Linked DNA regions of Homo sapiens: region 2 is linked to region 1. The links are chromatin contacts, found by Hi-C or POLR2A ChIA-PET in ENCODE. All regions are on one chromosome and are shown on one strand. Each heading gives the region's core, a stretch centred on a gene start or an enhancer-like site at or near the end of the contact. The rest is flanking DNA. Distances are from core to core; before and after follow the strand shown. Region 1 holds the start of NUP62 (nucleoporin 62). Region 2 holds the start of U2AF2 (U2 small nuclear RNA auxiliary factor 2).

Region 1 (3,739 bases), core at 1-2,500:
ACGCCTGTAATCCCAGCACTTTGGGAGGCCGAGGCGGGCGGATCACGAGGCCAGGAAATTGAGACCATCCTGGCTAACACAGTGAAACCCCGTCTCTACTAAAAATACAAAAAATTAGCCGGGCGTGGTGGCGGGCGCCTGTAGTCCCAGCTACTCGGGAGGCTGAGGCAGGAGAATGGCGTGAACCTGGGAGGCGGAGTTTGCAGTGAGCCGAGATCGCGCCACTGCACTCCAGCCTGGGCGACAGAGACGGAGAGACTCCGTCTCAAAAAAAAAAAACAGTTGAACAGGAATGTATGAGTTGAGCTCTGTGCATAAGGCTTGCCAGACATCGTCTTATTTGAGTCTCATAAACCCACCAGGCGAGTTGATTTTTCTTATTTTACAGATAGGGAAATGAAGTAAGAGAACTTAAGTTATTTGCCCGAGGCCATCCTGGCAGGTCTGTATTTGGGAGAGTGCTGTGACTCATGCTGGACTCTAACCCACGAGGGTTTCTCAGAGTCAGCAGCTGGGGGATGAAGAAGTGAAAAGTGACTGGCAGGAAATTCTGCAAGCAAGGAAAGGGAAAGAGAAATGAACTGGTGCAGGTCTGCGGGAAGAGAATGAGGCTGGATCCTCAAAATCACAGGAGGAAGCAGGCCCAGACCTCAGAGGCAGAAAGAGAAAGAAACCAGAGCTTAGAGTCAGGAGGAGGAAACCAGACCCCGGAGCCACAAGGAGAGGGCTGGATCCCCGGCTCAGAGGGAAGAGGTCGGATCCCCAGCTGAGAGGGAGGAGGGTCCCGGACCCTAGGAGTGGGAAGGAAAGGCTCGGATCCCCTGATCCCCAGGAGGAGGGGACCCGGCTGCCTCCCGGTTGGGGCCGCGCGAGGGCGGGGCGCGGAAGGATCCGGGAGGGCCGTGCTCCGCCACCCAGTATATATCTGTCCCCAGTCCCCGGGGCCGCCTCATTCCCTGTCCTCGGATCACAGTCTCTTCTCACTACAGTGTCGCCGCCTCTGCCTGCGTAGCCCCGGCCATGGCTCTGTAGCCTCGACCCCTTTGTGCCCCCGGCCCGTCTCCGCGCTCACCACGCCTGCGCTCTCCGCTCCCACCTTCTTTCTTCAGCCGAGGCCGCCGCCGCCTCTCCTTGCTGCAGCCATGGAGTGAGTAACCGCTTACCTCTTCTCCAACTGCCTTTCCCGCCCTTTCGCAGCTCGTGGCCCTCTTTAGGGAGCCCTGGGGGGTGGGGAGTCGCGAGCGGGGAATCACGGTCGCGCAGGCGCAGAAGTAGTACGGTGGGCCGAAGGCGCGCGGCTGCGCATGCGCACTGGGCCCGGGGCCGGGTGGGAGAGTTCTAGACTCGATGTTTGTCAGCCCGCGTGCAGCTGGGCCTGAGCACTCCAGGGGAGGGTGTGTTTTTTTTTTTTCTAAACGATTCTTCGTGCTTGGTTGTTCCTGCGCAGTAGCCCACCAGTGCCCCGTAGTGAAAGAGCTGCGGACCCTGAATGGCCGCACATGCGCATTGATCCCCAAGAGGGCGGAGGTGTAAAGGCAATTGGACCGCTCGGGCGACGTAGCATGCGCCTTGGCCCTCGGCGCAGAGCCGCGTGTGGACGGGTGGCGTTCGGGTAGCCGTTCTCCGCGTGCCCCCTCTACCCTCCTCCACCCTCCCTGCCCCACGTTGCTCTGGCTCACAGCCCAGCTTCCTTCCTTTTAAACCAGGCACCTGCTGAGGCGGGGACTGGCTTAGATTGACAGGGCAGAAGGCGGGACCCAGAGGCAACCCTCTAAGTGGGTGGGGATAGAACCACTGTCGTCACGATGGGTGGGATTTCGGAAGCACATTGTGAGAAGGGGCGGGGCTAAACCAACCGTTAGTTGAGGGGTGGGGTTTCGATGTGACAAAGAGGCGGGGCCTCTGGGGAATCGGGGGAGGGGCGGAGCTAAATAAACAATGAGGGGCGGGGCTTGGAGGGGCAGCGGCAGAGCGAGGAGTGGGATTTGAGTGGATAACATTGCTGAAGGGCTGCGGCCTGGGGCAGTTCCCCTGGGAACTGGTTTGGGATGGAAGCTAGGAAGGCAGTGGGGCCAAAAGGAAATATTTTAGAGGAAGGGGCGTGGCTGGAAGAAAATGTCCCTGGGATTGAGTTTTTCCTTGAGGCGAAATATTCTGAGGTGGATGGGAGGGGCCTAAGGTAATTCCCCTGGGAGACCTTTAGGTTTTTTTTTTCTGTATTGGGGGAAGGGGTGGGGCATCGGTCCTACTTTAGGACCTAAAGAAATTCCCTTGGGAGTGGGTGGGGCTCAGAGATTTGGGTAAAGAAAGGGCAAATTTAGAATTCGGAGAGGCTGAGGCTTAGTGTTCTAAACGGTGGTTGGAAGGGGGAGGGAGGAGCCTCATGGACGTGCCTGGGGGTGTGGCTTGGCTTCCCCTTGATTTTGGCCGGTGGATGACGCTGTCCTGACCACACCCACTCTTGTCTCACGCGTGTAGGTCTTCCACTTTCGCCTTGGTGCCTGTCTTCGCCCACCTGAGCATCCTCCAGAGCCTCGTGCCAGCTGCTGGTGCAGCCTCTCCTGTTGCCATCAGTGCCCAGCACCTGTGCTACAGCCATGTCACTCCTGGCGACCCTGGGGCTGGAGCTGGACAGGGCCCTGCTCCCAGCTAGTGGGCTGGGATGGCTCGTAGACTATGGGAAACTCCCCCCGGCCCCTGCCCCCCTGGCTCCCTATGAGGTCCTTGGGGGAGCCCTGGAGGGCGGGCTTCCAGTGGGGGGAGAGCCCCTGGCAGGTAAGGGCAGGTGGAAGGTGGAGCTGGGGAGTGGAGGGCAGGGGAAGATGGGGGAGGAAGAACTCATCCATGTATTCAATAAATATTGAGTGCCTACAATGTGCCAGGCACTGTTTTAGGTGCTGAGGATACGGCTGGGAACAAGAAGAACATGGTCTGTGCCTTCCAGCAGCTCACACTGTGGGGAGTAGACCAGAGATAAATTAAATGAGAGTGTATTGGAATAAGTCAAAAACACCTAGCAGCTGAGCTACAAAATGACAAAGGGGACCTAATATAGAATGGGTAGCCAGAAAACCTTCTCCAAGTAGGTAACATGTTGACTGAGGCATAAATGATGGGAAGGAAGCCAGGCATGATGGCCTGTAATCCCAGCACTTTGGGAGGCCAAGCGGGGAGAATTGCTTTAGTCCAGGAGTTCAGGACGTGGGCAACATAGCGAGACCTCATATCTATAGGAAAAAAAAAATTAGCCAGGCATGGTGGCTCACGCTTGTAGTCACAGCTACTTGGGAGGCTGAGGTGGGAGGATCGCTTGAGCCTGGGAGGTCTAGGCTGCAGTGAGCCAAGATGATGCCACTGCACTGCAGCCTGGGCAACAGAGTGAAACCCTATCCCTTAAAATAAAAAAAAAGTAGGGAAGGAATGAGGAAAACACCCAAGGGAAGAGCATTTTAGTTGGAGGGAACTGTATATGCAGAAGCCCTCAGGAGGCAGGAATCATTTCATTCATTACTGTATCCCAAATGCTTGGCACATAGTGGGTTTTCAATAATTAATGAGTAAAGATGAAACAAGGCATATGTGCGTGTGTATCTGTGTGTGTAATGTGATCTAGTTTGCCTTTTAAAAAGAGAGAATAGAGACACCACAGATACAGAGTACTCGGTAAAGGAGATGTTGGAATGGTTGAAGAAATGCTTGGTTGACTGTTGCTTGAGTCATTGGTTGGTTGGCTGGTTCT
Region 2 (3,739 bases), core at 704-3,203, 5.7 Mb after region 1:
CAGACCTCCCCAACTCCGCGTGAGACAGAGAATTATTCAGATAATTTAAATTAAAAAACGACGTGAAAATTTGGAATAAACTTGGCCTCAGCCTCTTCCTAGGAGGGGGACGTGCCTGGGAGGGGGCGGCCGTCGCCCCGAAGACGGTGACGGGGTTGCGGGGGCTTCCAAGGGGGTGGGTGGTCAGGCGGGAGGACGGGTAGGATACGGTGTAATTAGCCCCCCGGAGGCAGAGATGGAGAGTGAAGCAGCTGCGCCCCAGAAAACTCGGAGGCAGAGCTCGGGAAAAGAAGCGCGGACACAGCCGGGCGCGGTGGCTCACGCCTGTAATCCCAGCACTTTGGGAGGCCGAGGCAGGCGGATCACGAGTTCAGGAGATCGAGACCATCCTGGCTAACACGGTGAAACCCCGTCTCTACTAAAAATACAAAAAATTAGCCAGGTGTGGTGGCGGGCGCCTGTAGTCCCAGCTACTTGGAAGGCTGAGGCAGGAGAATCGCTTGAACCCGGCAGGCGAAGGTTCCAGTGAGCCGAGATCGCGCCACTGCACTCCAGCCTGGGCGACAGAGACTCCGTCTCAAAAAAAAAAAAAAAAAAGTAAAAAGAAGCGTGGACACTACCCGCTGGGCTACCCAGACCGGAGCGCGGCGCGAGAGGCGTGAGTCGATGACCTCTAGCGAGGGAGGCCACCTAGCGGCCAGGCCAAGTCTGGAGGATACTTCCGTTGGGCCGCCAGGGGGCAGTAACGCCAGATCATCTGTCTCCCGGAAGTAATGCCAGATGATCCGTCTGCCGCGCCTGCGCGGCGGGAAGAGCCGGAGCGCGTTGATGTGGTTGCCGAGACAACCAAGAGGGTGGCCGGATTTAACGGCTGGGGATTAAGCACTTTCACCGTTGTAAGGGAAATCTCGCGCACGCGCAATGGGGACTGAAACCTGGTCCCCGCAACCCCCTTCACGGGAGCAGTGGGAGAGCGCGCCACAGAACGACTTTTACGCAGGCGCAGAAGCCTGTTTCCCCTCACCCGCGGCTTCCACCCTGCGCAGGCGCAAAAAGCCGCGCTGGCAACCTCCGCAGCGGTCGCGCGCACCCTTCATCCCTCTTGCTGCTTTTGTCTGGCACAACCTTCTCAGGCCCTCCGCGAGGCCGGCCCTTTTTTTCTTTCACTTTCCCCACCCGGAGAGCCAGGTGCCGAGAACTAGGACCTCGTCCCCTTCTCTATCCCTTCCCCTGATCCATCTCGTCTCTGTTCTCCTTCCCTTTTCCGTTCCCGAAGCCGGAAGGAGCCGAGGTACCCACGGAAAAAGTCGAAGCTGTCCCCGGAGAGTGAGGCCTTCACGAAGCGGTGGCGGAAGGAGCCGAAGTTCTCTGATCGGAGGCGTGAGCAAGTGGCATCTCCGGAAAGAGCCGAAACACGGACTCGAGCTTAATCCCAGGAGGGGCCCGAGGGCGAGATCCGGAAATCTCCGGAAAGAGCCGAAGGCCGGGACGGTTAGGATTGTCGGAAGTGGCCGATTGCTTGGACAGGGCCGGCGGAGAAGATCGGAGCAAGTCCGTGGAAGAAGCCAAAGACTGGGACGGATTGAATTGTTGGAAGAACCCGAACTCGCAGAGGGGACTGGGCGCAGTGGCACACGAGGACACACGGAAACCTCCGAACGTTGAGGAGATAATCTCGGAAAAGTTACGGAAACCTGGGAAGTCGGCGAAACCCTACGTTCGGGTGTTTTCGGAAGCAGCCGAAGCGGCCGCCTGCTTCGCCTTCGTCCAGTATCCGGAGATAGCCGAGGCGCTTCGGAGCCAGGCTCGGGGGGAGGGGCAAGCTCGCGGGCGGGCGGGCGGGTGAGGGGGCGGAGCCCGGGCGGGGCGGGGAGGGCTGCCGGAGGCTTGATTAGGTAGGAGGTGGCGAAGCGCCGGCGGCGGCCGGAAGTAGCCGAAGCCAGCGGCGGAAGTAGCCGAAGCGGCTGGAGCGGGCGGCAAGGCGAGGCGAAAGCTGCACAGGGCCCTACGCGGCCGCCTCAGCATGTCGGACTTCGACGAGTTCGAGCGGCAGCTCAACGAGAATAAACAAGGTGAGGGCACCGGGGTCGCGGGGCGGAGGTGTGGGCGGCTCCTCGCGTCGCTCTTTGCCCCCCCGCCATTTTCTCCCTCGCTTCCCCCCACTTCACGGCCGCGCGGCGCCCCCCAACCCTGGTTCCGTGGCGCGCGCCTCGTTCACGTGACGTCCCCAGCGTTCCGCCGCGCGCTAGGCGAGGGGAAGGGGGCGGCGGGGCGCGGGCCCGTGACGCATGCGCACGGCGGCTGTCCCTGCGCCCCACGTGGTCCTGGCGGAGGTGGCGCGGGGGACGCGGCACGAGCGCGCCAGATGCCTCGACGTGAACTTTTGTTTTTTAAAATCTTTTTGGTTTCTCTGAAAAGGAGATTATGTTAGTCCCCGTAATCTCTTTTCTCCCGCTGCCTTGGCACTTCCGCTTCCGGTCGGGCCCACGGCAGCGTCTCCACGCCCCCTTTGTTTCCAAAATGGCGGTTGTGAGAACTTGGTGGGGGGGCCCCTTTCCTTCCTTCACGTGGATGAGGGCAGAGCCGTTTCGGCGGATGCTTGGAGGCCACGGGCCCCTCGCGTACCCCTTTTCCTTTTTGCTGATTTGCTCTGATCTCTCCCGCCAGGTGGTTTCTGCCCCGTCTGTTGGTAGTGGGGCGCCTCATATTAACGTGTTTGGCACATGTTGCCTAAAAGCATCTGCATTCTTTGAGTGTCCGCACGCACACATCCTGCATATGCGGGGCTTTTGGCGGTCCCGAGAATCGCGATATGGAGTGTTTGAGACAAACCTCAAATCATTTACAATCCCAATCTCAGGGCACCTGATAATACTCAGTCTCAGATCTCAATATAGAGATAAGAAAACAGGTTCTGAGGGAGGAAGAGGGATCTGGCCCACTGCGCTAAACTCTTCACTTACGGGGAAGGTGGGAGGCAGGTTCCCTTCAGGGTATCGAAAATTGTGATGGGTTAGAACAAAAAGCCTGGGGCCCTGATCTTAGGGATTCCAATAATATTAGAAGTGGGAGAGTTGTTAAGACGCTTTAAAAATCCTCCGTGTTTCAGTTTGTGAAGAAATACAGGACCAGGGAAGATTGGAGACTTGTTTCTTTTCAGGCTTCAGCTGCCCATGTTCCTAGCTCGTTCGGAGGACGAAATGAGGGCTGAGGAATTTTCCTTTGAACCCGGGCTAGAGTTGGGTAGGGGCTGTATTAGGAAACAGTGTCCTGGGGAAGCAATAACGTTTACTGAGGGTCTGACTCTGTCTTAGTTGATGGACTGCTCAAGAGCATAGGCTTTGGAGTTGAGCACATCAGGAAGTTTAGATACCTGCTTTGTCGTTTAGTAACTGCTTTTAATACGTTTATATATTTTTTTCCATTTGTAGACTGATTATTATTTTCTTGTTACCGGATTTTGAGAAGATTAAAAAGGATGATAGTAACGATAGATGTAGTTAAACTCTGAGCGCTTACCGTGTGCCAGGCTCTTCGCTAAACTCTTAGCATGTTTTACTAAGTGGATCCTTTTAACAGCCTTGTGAGGCCAAAATGATTTCCACCTCTACTGGGGAGGAAACTGAGGGCTCAGAAAAGTTAAAAACTTTCTCAGGGCTCAGCTAGTCAGAGGCAGAGCTGAGATTAAATGGGGTAACATGTAAAGTGTGTGGCATGTGGCTTTGCGTACACTGGGTGT

Evidence for each region. A loop is a pair of places that touch in the nucleus more often than their neighbours do. ChIA-PET counts read pairs that join two places held with the same protein, here RNA polymerase II (POLR2A). Pooled maps may share reads with other maps.
Region 2: a pooled map shows a loop between it and region 1 (18-fold over the local background). The contact joins the promoter of U2AF2 here to the promoter of NUP62 in region 1. A Hi-C loop is called at or near these places in 7 of 50 pooled maps. POLR2A ChIA-PET finds 5 or more read pairs at or near these places in 2 of 52 experiments (CD4-positive, alpha-beta memory T cell and MCF 10A).

What each region holds. Positions count from the first base shown.
Region 1 is chr19:49,928,254-49,931,992 of GRCh38, forward strand. It overlaps NUP62 (nucleoporin 62), which reads right to left and starts at 1,251. Exons shown (of 3, transcript NM_016553.5): 1 at 1,073-1,251. It overlaps ATF5 (activating transcription factor 5), which reads left to right and starts at 952. Exons shown (of 3, transcript NM_001193646.2): 1 at 952-1,147; 2 at 2,479-2,775. The coding sequence starts at 2,598. It also overlaps a transcript of IL4I1 not described here. RefSeq lists silencers at 782-841, 1,692-1,741.
Region 2 is chr19:55,653,082-55,656,820 of GRCh38, forward strand. It overlaps U2AF2 (U2 small nuclear RNA auxiliary factor 2), which reads left to right and starts at 1,954. Exons shown (of 12, transcript NM_007279.3): 1 at 1,954-2,072. The coding sequence starts at 2,024. CCDC106 (coiled-coil domain containing 106) reads left to right here. Exons shown (of 5, transcript NM_001370470.1): 5 at 1-80. RefSeq lists enhancers at 1,080-1,749, 2,700-2,779 and silencers at 1,800-1,849, 1,940-1,989, 2,200-2,339.